3 separate regions of the Homo sapiens genome follow, and regions 1 and 2 are each linked to region 3. The links are chromatin contacts, found by Hi-C or POLR2A ChIA-PET in ENCODE. All regions are on one chromosome and are shown on one strand. The core of a region is the stretch at or near the end of the contact, and the rest is flanking DNA. Distances in the headings are between cores, read along the strand shown. Region 1 overlaps CLTC (clathrin heavy chain). Region 2 overlaps CLTC (clathrin heavy chain). Region 3 holds the start of DHX40 (DEAH-box helicase 40).

Region 1 (4,199 bases), core at 1,039-3,538, 100 kb before region 3:
AGACCCTAAATTCACCTCTAATCCTGGCTGGAAGTAAATTCCTTCAAAGAGTCAAGTACAAATTGATATCAAAGAGAAATAAATACTTGCCTGACAGAAATCCCATTTAGGCTGACTCCACCTTTTTCCAAGGCTTATCACTTATCAGTAATAGTTACTGCCTAAACATCTATAGTATACAAGGTACTTGATAAATAAACATAGCTTATGGTTGAAGAAACTGAGGCTGAGGCATATTCATTAACTTGCCTGAGGTAACAGCTAGACATATACTGAATGAACAAACAATGGCTAAGTAGAATTTGAAACAGGTCTGACTGACTCAAAAGCTCATAATCCACATCCACACCCCTACTATATCAGGCTTGTACCCAGTTCACAAGTGTGGAGGGGAAATCTTCATCTGATTAGATCCCATGGGCTATGCAAACCTAAGGCAGTACCATCCTAGTACCCAGAGGATTGTTTTTCATTTCTTTACTAGAGGATTTTTTTTAAAGCTCAAAAATGTGATAATTAAATAATAGCTAATTTCATTTTGCTTTCCATATATATATAACTCAAATATTAAAATCCAAAGCTAAAGAAGTTACAATTTAAGCATAGAAGCTGAGGGCTCAATAAAAACAAAAAGAAATCATTTAAGAATCTGGTAGTATTAACACAGGAACAGAAAACCAAATACTGCATGTTCTCACTAGCAAGTGGGAGATAAATGATGAGAACACATGGACACAGAGAGGAACAACAGACACTGGGGCCTACTGAAGGGTGGAGGATGGGAGGAGGGAGAGGATCAGAAAAAATAACTAATGGGTTGTAGGCTTAATACCTGGATGACGAAACAATCTGTACAACAAACCCCCATGACACAGTTTACCTATATAACAAACCTGCCCACGCACCCCTGAACTTAAAAGCTTAAAAAGAAAAACAAAAAAAAAAACCCAACACCCCCTGCCCCCAAAAGAATCTAGTAGTAGTTTTTTTTGTTGTTGTTTTTTTTAAAGGAAATAGTAATGATACTCAAAGAAGGAAGTGAATCAGTAGTATGGGTACACTAGTCAAGCACAGAGTATCAAATCTTTCTCATTTGGAGGGGTTTTTTGACACCAGAAAGTTTTGGTCCAAACATAGCACAGCTAGGTTACCCAGAATATTCATGATGGCCAAGACATTTTAAAGCTATACTTTTTTGAAAAGTGTATCTTTTAATCTAAAATGTAGAGCAGTTTCAACATTTTGACTACTTCATTACACTAAAACCCCTAAGGGTTTTGCTATTTAATCTAGAGCCCAGGTAGTAAATTCTTCAAAAGAACAATCTGCCAATGCAACCACACACACAAATGATGATAATCTGGGAGTAGGAAAAGCCTACTTTCTATACTGTGTTCTACAAAAACATTTTGGTTTTACTTGTAATGTAAAATTCTTCCAAGACAAAAAATACTTCAGAACTTTCTATAAAGTCTCAGGAATCATTATATATATATATAGTGTACACACACACACATAATAGGCAGTGAGAGAGCAGTAATCTAAGTGTTCTGTAGTTTTCCTAGCCTTTTATAGATAGCTATCAATTTTAAAGCTTTATTTCCATCACAAAGTAACTGGCAGTTACAAGAATAAAGCTAAAGCTAAGTTAAACATTAAACAAAATTAACTGCCCTTAGGGATGTTCTAGAGTTCAGAATCTCTCAACCATTACTCCTCCCTGCAACACAGGTGGTCCTTACTCCTCTCTAACTGATTTAATGTGTCACAAAGCTGAGCGTTTTGTTTGATCTTACCTTTATGAATTATATATGAATAACAATATTTTAGTTTCTAGAGTTGAGCAAACTTGATGAAAGAGGTAAACCTATACATTCCTTAGACAACAGATCCCTTTGCCTACAATAGAGGCTCCTCAAAATGGTATGAAGAGCAAGCTGATGTTAATATTCAAAAGCCTAAATGATTCTAAAATGACATTGAAAGTATACAACCACTTTTCTAAATTTTTCCATCCAAAATTAAAATAAAGGAAATTCCTTTGAAATAGTGCTATTTTTTTTTTCTTCTTTTAAACAGATGGTCATTCTTACTCACCAATTTCCTTCCGTATTTCAAAGGAAACCACAGAATATTATGTTTGGAAGAAATAATCCAGCACACAACTTAAGAATGCTAACAACTTCACATTTAGGGAAAAAATATTTTTGAACTATGACCAAACCCTTGTAGAACTGCTAACCTGGAATCCAACCAGAAAACACATTACTCAAAACCACTTACCTTAAGAAAATTCTTGACTCGCTCAGGATCGTAGCAGTTGCTTTCTCTACAGATTCTTTCTACTTCTTTGATTTGCCCAGTCTTGCAAGCTGCCTGAATATATTTAAAGTGCACATCTGGGTCCTGGCTAAAGTTAACAATGGATCCCAGAAAATAAAAGAGACCTTAAAGAAACAAGTAATTACAATTAAGCATAGGCACACTTTTGAGAATGACTGAAAAACATTTATGTAATTAAAAAACTGTTATATTGAATACTCCCAAATATAAGTTGGTTGCTTAAAAAGCGCGATAAAAATACTAACTATTCCATTAATCAGATCAGTAAAATGGATTGCACTTTAATCCTGAAGAATAGACAATTCAACCCAATGTTTCCTTTTTTTCTTTTTTATTGAGGCAGGTCTCTGTCACCCAGGCTGGAGTGCAGTGGCACGATCATAGCTCACTGCAGCCTCAAACTCCTGGGCTCAAGCAATCCTCCCACCTCAACCTCCTAAGTAGCTAGAACTACAGATGCATGCCACCATGCCAGGCTAATTTTTAAGAAAATTTTTGTAGAGATGGTGTCTTGCTATGCTAGCCAGGCTGGTCTTGAATTTGTGGCCCCAAGCACTTGGCCTCCCAAAGCACTGGGATTATTAAAGGCATACACCATTGTGCCCCTATATGGGAAATTTTAAATGAAGACCCCAATACCTGGTGTTTTTCAATATGCAATTTATAGGAAACATACAAAATAATTTGGGAAGAATTTAGTGCAGTATTGTCCAGAAGAACTTTCTGCAATGATGAAAATCTTATCTTTGCCTTCCAATATAATAGCCACTAAACACATGTGGCTATTAAGCACTTGAAATGTGGCTAGAGTGACTGAATAACTAAATATTAAATTTTATTTCACTTTAATAACTTTCAATGTAAATAGCTACTATATGTGGCTAGTGACTGTACTAAACAGTGTAAATTTAGTGCACAGTTAACATTTTGAAACTGGGAAAATTAAGAAAAAATTAAGAAAACTACTAGACTCTCTTACCCCTTCTCAATAGAGTACTACTAGTACAGAGAGGAGAGAAAGGCAGTTGGGGACCAGAAGTTAGACACCCAACAGTGATTACGTTAGTACCCTGTATAGCAGTGGTTCTCAACTGAGGTGATTTTCCTCACAGGTGACACTGGCAATGTCTGAAGACATTTTTGGTTGTCACAACTGGTGGAGCTGACGCTACTGGAATCTAGTGGGTAGAAACCAGGAATGCTGCTGAATATTCTACTAAATATTCTACATGTACAGGAACACCCCTCTACAATGATTATCCAGCCCTAAATGTCTATAGTACTAAGGTTAAGAAATCCTGCTAAATAGCAACAAATCACAAAATGCCCTTAGTGAGAATCACCTGCTATTATAAGAGTCAGACATATAAGCATAAAATTTTATTATACCTGATCATTAGTACAGACTGAGTATCCCTTATCCAAAATACTTGAGACCAGACGTGTTTCAGATTTTGAACTTTGGAATATTCGCATTATAATTACCTGATCAGCATCCCTAATCTGAAAATCCGATTTCTGAAATGCTCCAACAAGCATTTCCTTTGAGCGTTATGTTGGTGCTCAAGAAGTTTTGGACTTTGGTGCATTTTGGATTTTCAGATTAGGGACACTCAACCTGTATTTTCATTTTATACAATTTCAACACCACTACATATTTTTCTCTTAAAATTCTACCTTTAATTCATCTATAAAATATCCAAACAGATGGTCTGGTTCACTGCATATCCTTAGAATCCAACATAAAAGGGCCTTGACATATATTGAATAAAACTTAAAAAATTAAAATGTCCCATAGAACCAAATTTTTAGAAAAACAAAATTTCCAACAGCCTGATCATAAGCATACCTCTTCT
Region 2 (3,742 bases), core at 160-2,659, 77 kb before region 3:
TTGGCTAAGGGAACTACAAGTACTTTTGTAACACTATAGGATTGAGGGAGTACACAATTAAGGTTAGAGAAATGAGCAAGGGCCAGACCAACAAGCTAAACATACCTCAGTAAGAATCCTGAGTTTATTCTACAGGCGAAGGGAGCTACTTAAGGATTTTAACAAGGAAAATAATGGAATTAGATTTGCTTTGTGTACTCAGAAAATACTAAAGTATCTGCTAAACAAATATAGTGGATCTAAAGATGGTAGGTCTTTGCAAACCAATTAAGTATGTAAGAACAAAAGTCACTTGTTACTAGGAAGAAATCTCTACCATAGTGGGTTATTAATACTCTGGGTGACTAACTATGTTGTAACAGATTAAGTCCTACTAAAAGAAGCTACATGGAGGCTTTATTTTATTAGCCTTGGCCAGACTAGTTTTATCCCCCTTTCCTCCAAAGGTAATATAATAAATTCGCATGGTACAAAATACACACACACACACACACACACACACACACACACACCCCAGAAAAGAAAAAGCATGGAAAAAAAAAAATCAAGTCTTTCTGTCACCCTTGTCCTCTAGCAATACAGTTTTCCTCCACAAACACCACCACTGTCACTATTATCTTATGGACTAAACCAGCCAAGTTAACTGTATTTTATTTAAATTCTCTTCTGAAACTCTTCTGCTAATAGTGCTTAAACATAACCAGGCCAGGCTCTGAATAAGATATAACATAAGACTACAAGGCTACATTTTACTTTCTCTTCACTCTTCTATCTCAATTACTACTGGTATTAAGTTATTAATGTTATAACTCAGTTATAAAGTGTAGTTACAGTAACTCAGTCACTGAATATAGGGGCAAGAAGTCAAACAACTCTCTAACCATTAATACAAACATCGTAATAAAGTAGATTAACCTGCTTTACAAGCTCAAGTATATGCTGTAATGCAAGGCAAATACACTAGCTTTAAAGTATGTAACTTATAATGTATTTAGTTATAGTAAAGCCTTATAAACCATTAATTTTAACTTCTTCCTGACTTTAACTTTTCTTTTGAGACAGGATCTCACATCTATTTTTCTGAGTAGAGGGTCCTTAGACTCCTTAAGTTTAATTGATAATTATCCTTTCCGATAATTGGAGAAAACATTCCAGTGGGCTCATAAAGTTCATAGAGCTATATACCTAAAAGCAGTAAGTTATGCTGTAAGAATCCTAAGCTACCCTGTAAGAATTCTATGTTTCTAAGTCTCTACCAAGCCTTCATCTAAGGCACTGAGTTTCACCTGTCACAGCTTAAGTCCCACAGTGTTTGAGGAAGTCGGAGTAAAAATAGTGTTAGTCAAATAGTGAAATTAAATTCAAAACCACAAAAGGAAGCAAACCACAGACACTACTAACTGAACCCCAAGTGATTCTAACAGATTCCTTCCTACTTCTCAACTTCAGAGGCAGGTGGAAGATGACTTTAAGAAAACACTATCAGAAAACAATGAGGAGGAAAAAGGAAAGTCAAAAACCTGTGTTTCCAATTCCTTGTTAGATCCCCAGAAAAAAAGCAGTAAGAAAAACACGCTGCATCAGTTAGCAATGACCTTCAGCCTCAGGGTATTTTACTTGTAAAAAAAAAAAAAAAAAAAAAAAACAACAAAGATTTGGCCTGGCACCTTGGTTCACACCTATAATCCCAGCACTTTGGGAGGCTGAGATGAGAGGATCACTTGAGCCCAGGAGTTTGATACCAGCCTGGGCAACATAATGAGACCCCATCTCTGCAAAAACTTTAAAAAATAAGGTAAATAAAAGATCTGGCTTTAAAGTGACAGAACTGCCTGCAACCCTAATCTATGTAATCCTTATATTACTTTCTCATTAAACATATGCTACCAAGAGAGCTATGCATATATATCTTTGATCTCCTTCAGGAATGTATTGGTACTAATCAAAATAGTCCATGTGGAATAGATATACTTTATTTAAAAAATGCAAAATTAAACAGGAGGCAAGTGACAAACTCTTTTTTTTTTTTTTTTTTTTTTTTGAGATGGAGTCTTGCTCTGTCGCCAGCCAGGCTGGAGTACAGTGGCTCGATCTCAGCTCACTACAACCTCTGCCTCCTAGGTTCAAGTGATTCTCCTGCCTCAGCCTCCCGAGTAGCTGGGACTACAGGAGTGCGCCAACATGCCCGGCTAATTTTTTGTATTTTAGTAGAAATGGAGTTTCACCATGTTGGCCAGGATGGTCTCGATCTCCTGACCTCATGGTCCACCTGCCTCAGCCTCAGTCTAGACAAGTCAGTCAGCCTCAGTCTAGACAAGAACAGAAAAGTAGCCTGTAACCTGTAATTCCTTCTTTTCCTCTCTCCCTCAGCCTCTACTAGTGAATGTAGTGTTATTCTACTACGAATGCAGTTATTAGAACAACAGTGATATGGGTTACTTCCCTAGGATTTATGTCCCAGTTTGAGTTAAAACACCAGCAAACATGAACATAATTCTGAAGTTGCAAGTTTTTTGTTTTTTTTTTTGAAACCGAGTCTCGCTCTGTCACCAGGCTGGAATGCAGTGGCATGATCTCGGCTTACTGCAACCTCTACCTCCCCAGTTCAAGCAATTCTCCTGCCTCAGCCTCCCAAGTAGCTGGGACTACAGGCGTGCACCACCACGTCCAGCTAATTTTTGTATTTTTAGTACAGATGGGGTTTGACCACGTTGGCCAGAATGGTCTCGATCTCTTGACCTCATGTTCCGTCCGCCTTGGCCTCCCAAAGTGCTGGGAATACAGGCATGAGCCACGGCGTCCAGCCGTGTCAAATTCTTAATAATGGCACATGTTTAAACATATTAAAAAAGCACACTTAAGTGGTGGTCATTTACACAACTGAACAGGACCCTGCTCCTTCCTATATAGCCTTCCTAATTGTGAGGAAAAAAAGACAGGAACTTCGGCTGGGCGTGGTGGCTCATGCCTGTAATCCCAGCACTTTGGGAGGCCAAGGGGGCGTGGATCACGAGGTCAGGAGATCGAGATCATCCTGGCTAACACAGTGAAACCCCGTTTCTACTAAAAATACAAAATATTAGCCGGGCCCATGGTGGCACACGCCTGTAGTCCCAGCTACTCCAGAGGCTGAGGCAGGAGAATCGCTTGTACCCGGGAGGCGGAGGTTGCAGTGAGCCAAGACCGCCCTACTGCACTCCAGCCTGAGTGACAGAGCAAGACTTTGGCAAAAAAAAAAAAAAGAACTTCAAGTGACCGTATTGGCTAAGAGAAGGTTAAATTTGCTTCCACCTCTTCAAATAAGGTAGGTAAGATTGTTTTCCTTACTGATGTTCCTTTTGAGTGAGAATGTCTAGAACACTCAGCAATTCTTCCCATATTTTCCTGTTATATACTCAAAAGAGAAATATGCCAAAGCACACAATAATAGGACAAGTCACTCTTATTAACTGCAAGTCTGGTTTAGGTATACCCTTACAGTAGGAGCATGTAACAGGGTGGCCAAACTATATAACTATGTCTAGTAATATCAATATAGATTAAAACTTTTAAAATGCAACATATTTTTAAACAGGTTTTATTTTCAAAACAGCACATAGTAACCATAAAGTATTCTCAGTCAGTTATAAAGGTGTGATGGCATATAAGCTATACCACAGAAACTGAATTGTATTTTTATTCTTTATTTATTGAGACAGGGTCTTGCCCTGTTGCCCAGGCTGGAGTGCAGTGGTACCACTGC
Region 3 (4,316 bases), core at 1,671-4,170:
TAGGAAAACACATAGTATATGCAGGGTTTGGTATTATTGGCAGTTTCAGGCATTGAGTGGTCTTAGAAGGCATCTCCCAAGGATAAGAAGGGATTACTGCACATAAAATAGTGATATATCTTAATAGATGGCACCTTAGATTGAAGCATTAGAATAATACATTTGTTATTTTTTAAGGCAAATCATATCCAATATAATACTGCTCTTTACAAACCTTATGACAGAAAGTTCTGTCATACTGAATGACACTTGTCAAAAAACAAAATTACAACAAATTTATTTTATTTTTATTTATTTTTTTTGACACAGAGTCTCACTCTGTTGCCCAGACTGGAGTGCAACAGCACGGTCTCAGCTCACTGCAACCTCTGCCTCCTGGGTTCAAGTGATTCTCCCGCCTCAGCCTCCCAAGTAGCTGGGATTATAGGCGCCCGCCACCACGCCTAATTTTTGTATTTTTAGTATAGACGGGTTTCACCATGTTGGCCAGGCTGGTCTCGAACTGCTGACCTCATGATCCACCTGCCCTGGCCTCCCAAAGTGCTGGGATTACAGGCTTGAGCCACTGCGCCCGGCCTAAAAAATTTTTTTTTTTTTGGAGACGGAGTCTCACTCTGTCTCCCAGGCTGGAGTACAGTGGCACGATCTCGGCTCACTGCAAGCTCCGCCTCCCAGATTCATGCCATTCTCCTGCCTCAGCCTCCCGAGTAGCTGGGACTACAAGCGCCCACCACCACGCCCGGCGAATTTTTTTTTTTTCTATTTTTAGTAGAGACAGGGTTTCACTGTGTTAGCCATGATGGTCCCGATCTCCTGACCTCATGATCCGCCCACCTCGGGCTCCCAAAGTGCTGGGATTACAGGCGTGAGCCACTGTGCCCAGCCAAAACTTTTTAATTGGCTTTTGTGATTCTAACTCTGGAATCACATCAACCCATCGTCTCATAAAATAGAATCAGTGTTCCAATGAGCTGAGCAGAGGAGGCTGATTGTATAGACAGAAAAGGGCTGAGGAAAGCAGAAACAGAAAACAAAAAGCAGATTGCTCATTTCAAAGTTACTTTTCTTGTCAAAGTTAAAGCAGAGGAAACTTCTTGATGCTCCTAAAACTGGTCTGTTTGGGGATTTGGCTATTATCTCTTTCTCCTGATTTCTCAGTAGATGAAAAATTTAGTTTCTAGACTTGGTGGCGTGGAACTTCAGTATGAGTAACTCCATTTTGGTTTGGTCTGTTGGGTCTAGTGCGGGGGATCAGTCCAAACCAAAGGCCTCCTATTAACTTTACTTAACGTATTTTAAAGGTAATTTGTTAGTTGGCTTGCGCTGGCAAAGTCAGGGGATAAATATTTACCTGATAATGCTCTAGAGAAAGAACCAAGAAGTACTAATGGCAGCAACAGATATCACATATCTCTTACCCCTCAAAATTATTTCAGTATCCAATGGTTAATAGTCTACTGCTAGACAACTTTATTCTATAAAATGGAATATCTAGATGTAATTCTATTTGAGATTATTATGGTAATTAAAAATGGGAAAATTTGCCATCCCAACTAATTCTTGAACCTGAAATAGACCATAAAGAAGCAAAGGAGACATAGGGGAAGGGGGTGTGCCAAGAGAAGCGGGACTATAAAGCAAATACTGGGCAATCATGGAGTACAGAAGTCCTACTGGCCTTTAAAAAGAGGATATTTTTAAAATATTTCCAATTATTACAACAGAAAAAAATCACCTGCTTCATATAGATATTTTGGGAGTTGAGTTGTTTTACCACTTCCTGTATTTCCAGTAACAATAAGGAATGAATTGTCCCTCACAGCTTGAATAATCTTTTTTCTTTGTTTCTGAATAGGAAAAGTTGGAGTAGTTCCTCCCTCCTGGGACGTGCATCCTTTCTCTTCTGTAATAACAGAAAAACAAGTCAATTAAAAGACTTGTAAAGATATCTCTGACTCAATTTCTCATGACTAAAACCAGAAAGGCAATAGAATTTTAGGGCTGGACGGGATCATCCATGACTTCTCAGTTAAATCGCTCATGTAAGTGAGCGTTAATGAGCGCAATTTGTAAGTGAGGGTTAATGAGCCCAGAACAACTTTTTGGTGAAATCCAGCAACTTGAGCATTTGTTCACGCATAACTCAAAGTACTTTTCAAAGCAAGTATAGCTCAAGGCAACGTATACACATGCATACTTACACAGAAGCACAAAACTCAATTTTATTTAACAATAGACCAAAAACTGGAACACAGCAGAAAATTCTCAGCTGGATTAGAAGCCACCTGTGTTTGCTTCTGATTCATGGTTCAAGTTAGGTCCCTGTTCAGAGCGACTGATATCCCAGAAGGCCAAGTGGTGGGTAACCATGGAAACTGGCTCCTGGAAACTGGCTCCCTTCATACTGTACCCAAAGGCAGGCTGGCGGCCCGACGAAGGGTGGGGGGGATGAATGGGTAGAGAACAAAGGGTCTATGAGCCTGTTTAAGAACAGAATGCATTTCGGGCGTTGGGGTTCACTTTTTCGCCCCCCAGTAAGGTTTTCGCCTAACTTGAATCTGGGACCGCCCCCCTCTAAGGCAAAGTGCTCATTGGACGCAAAGTTCGCCTCGGGCTTGGAAAGCCAGGAGAACGCCACGGCTTCCTCACTACTCTTCTCAGCCTGCCAAAGGCGTACTTTCATCCCCCCACCAAAACCCCCACGCCGTAACTCCCGCTGGCTTCCGTACCGTCCCGCGGACCGCACCTCTATCGGCGATGCAAACAGCCGAGAGCCGCTCTTCCTGGAGGTCTCTTGACCGCTCACCCTCCTCCTGCCGCCTTGGCGCCCTGCCCGCGACTGCGGGAAACCGGGACATAGACCTGGCCCCGAGTGGAGGCGAGCACGTCCACCGATCTGAGGAGATGGGAGGGGAAAGACGAGGACGCGCCCTGATGACGTAGAGGTGTTTACTTCCGCGCGTGCGACTTGTAGCAAGGGGAGGGGGAGCTGCTCGATGACGTGGTACGGGGCGGCCGGACCTCGAGCCGAGGCTCCACCCCCCAGGGATTTCCCGCCAACTGCCACGTGCGCTTCGCCTTGGGCGGCTGAGCCATACCTGAGGGCCCGAAGACCCCCTCTTGTTTCGCCTCTCCGGCGCCGAAGGTCGCGACGACACCTCTTTTCAACGCCACAGTGGTCTCTGCAGGCTATTCTGCCTTCACACACTTGACACGATGTAACCCTCTGCCCGGAGCTGGAACCATGATCCCAGAGTGCTGCGTTCCTCAACTCATTCTCACCTTTCCTAATCTGATATGACCTGTCCAAGGCACACAGCTACTGAGTTGTGGAGCCGAACTTTTAGTTATGTTATTATCAAAACTTAGGTCACCAAGGCTGTTCATTTCCCTCATAGGACCCTGCATTTTAATTTATTTGCATGTTTCCTCTTCTGCCCAGCTAGATTGTAAAGCCCCCCCCCACAAGAGTCGAAATATTAAAACACTGCTACATCCAGGGCCCAGCACAGTGATTCAAGGTGGGCTGTCAATATTTGTTGACTTTGCTGGAATGGAGGAATAATAATTGACTTCCTTAGGAATTAAGCTCATTTTTGATAGAGGTGCATTCCTTGGAAACCACAGTAGCTGAAAAGTTCAACAGATACACAGCATCTGAGGCAGGGCAACTTTTTCAGAAAAGGTACTTTGGGGGCAGGTCTTTCTGGTCTAGAGCCTGCCAATTTTTAAATTAGTGTCAACTGTAACAAAATCATTGCAATGTGAACAAGATTGTTTGTTGGACTCCTCAATTGTTCCTGCTGTTAGAATTAGCCAACACTTACTACCAAAGAAGACAACTCAAAACTGTCACTTCACCATCACCTAAAGACCCTCTTGTCTGACCAGGCTTCAAAAGATGTACCATAAGGTTGTTGGGCCCCCAGATTTTTCTGTGCTCATTTGAAGTGAAGTCATGGCCATGCATGGTGGCTCATGCCTGTAATGCCAGCACCTTGGGGGGCCAGGACAGATGAATCACTTGAGATCAGGAGTTCGAGACCGGCCTGGCCAATATGGTGAAACCCCGTCTCTATTAAAAATAAAAAAATAAAAAAAATTAGCCGGGTGTGGTAGCACGCGCCTATAATCCCAGCTACTCGGGAGGCTGAGGCAGGAGAATCGCTTGAACCTAGGAGGCAGGGGTTGCAGTGAGCCAAGATCATGCCACTGCACTCCAGCCTGGGCAACAGAGCGAGATTCCACCTCAAAAAATAAAGTGAACTCATACCAACTGCTTTTAAATGGAACTGATCAACACTTCTTAAAATGCA

What was found. Hi-C counts contacts between places; a loop is a spot of excess contacts on that map. ChIA-PET counts read pairs that join two places held with the same protein, here RNA polymerase II (POLR2A). Pooled maps may share reads with other maps.
Region 1: a pooled map shows a loop between it and region 3 (5-fold over the local background). The contact joins the enhancer-like site here to the promoter of DHX40 in region 3. A Hi-C loop is called at or near these places in 3 of 50 pooled maps. POLR2A ChIA-PET finds 5 or more read pairs at or near these places in 3 of 52 experiments (MCF 10A and T-cell).
Region 2: a map with no recorded cell type shows a loop between it and region 3 (4-fold over the local background). The contact joins the enhancer-like site here to the promoter of DHX40 in region 3. A Hi-C loop is called at or near these places in 2 of 37 single-sample maps with no recorded cell type and 8 of 50 pooled maps. POLR2A ChIA-PET finds 5 or more read pairs at or near these places in 3 of 52 experiments (T-cell, activated CD4-positive, alpha-beta T cell and activated T-cell).

The regions. Positions count from the first base shown.
Region 1 is chr17:59,667,025-59,671,223 of GRCh38, reverse strand. CLTC (clathrin heavy chain) reads right to left here. Exons shown (of 32, transcript NM_004859.4): 14 at 2,284-2,447. Among named protein-coding and RNA genes, the nearest start is that of PTRH2, 38 kb to the left of the region's middle. Within about 2 kb of position 2,288, at least 6 of the 41 ENCODE cell types and tissues checked have a DNase peak (open chromatin) inside an H3K27ac peak, as active enhancers do.
Region 2 is chr17:59,639,903-59,643,644 of GRCh38, reverse strand. The region is part of intron 1 of CLTC (clathrin heavy chain); the gene reads right to left. Among named protein-coding and RNA genes, the nearest start is that of CLTC, 22 kb to the right of the region's middle. RefSeq lists a silencer at 1,304-1,383. Within about 2 kb of position 1,409, at least 6 of the 41 ENCODE cell types and tissues checked have a DNase peak (open chromatin) inside an H3K27ac peak, as active enhancers do.
Region 3 is chr17:59,564,214-59,568,529 of GRCh38, reverse strand. DHX40 (DEAH-box helicase 40) reads right to left here and starts at 2,920. Exons shown (of 18, transcript NM_024612.5): 1 at 2,747-2,920; 2 at 1,736-1,903. The coding sequence starts at 2,858. RefSeq lists a silencer at 2,282-2,411 and enhancers at 2,822-3,081, 2,697-3,239.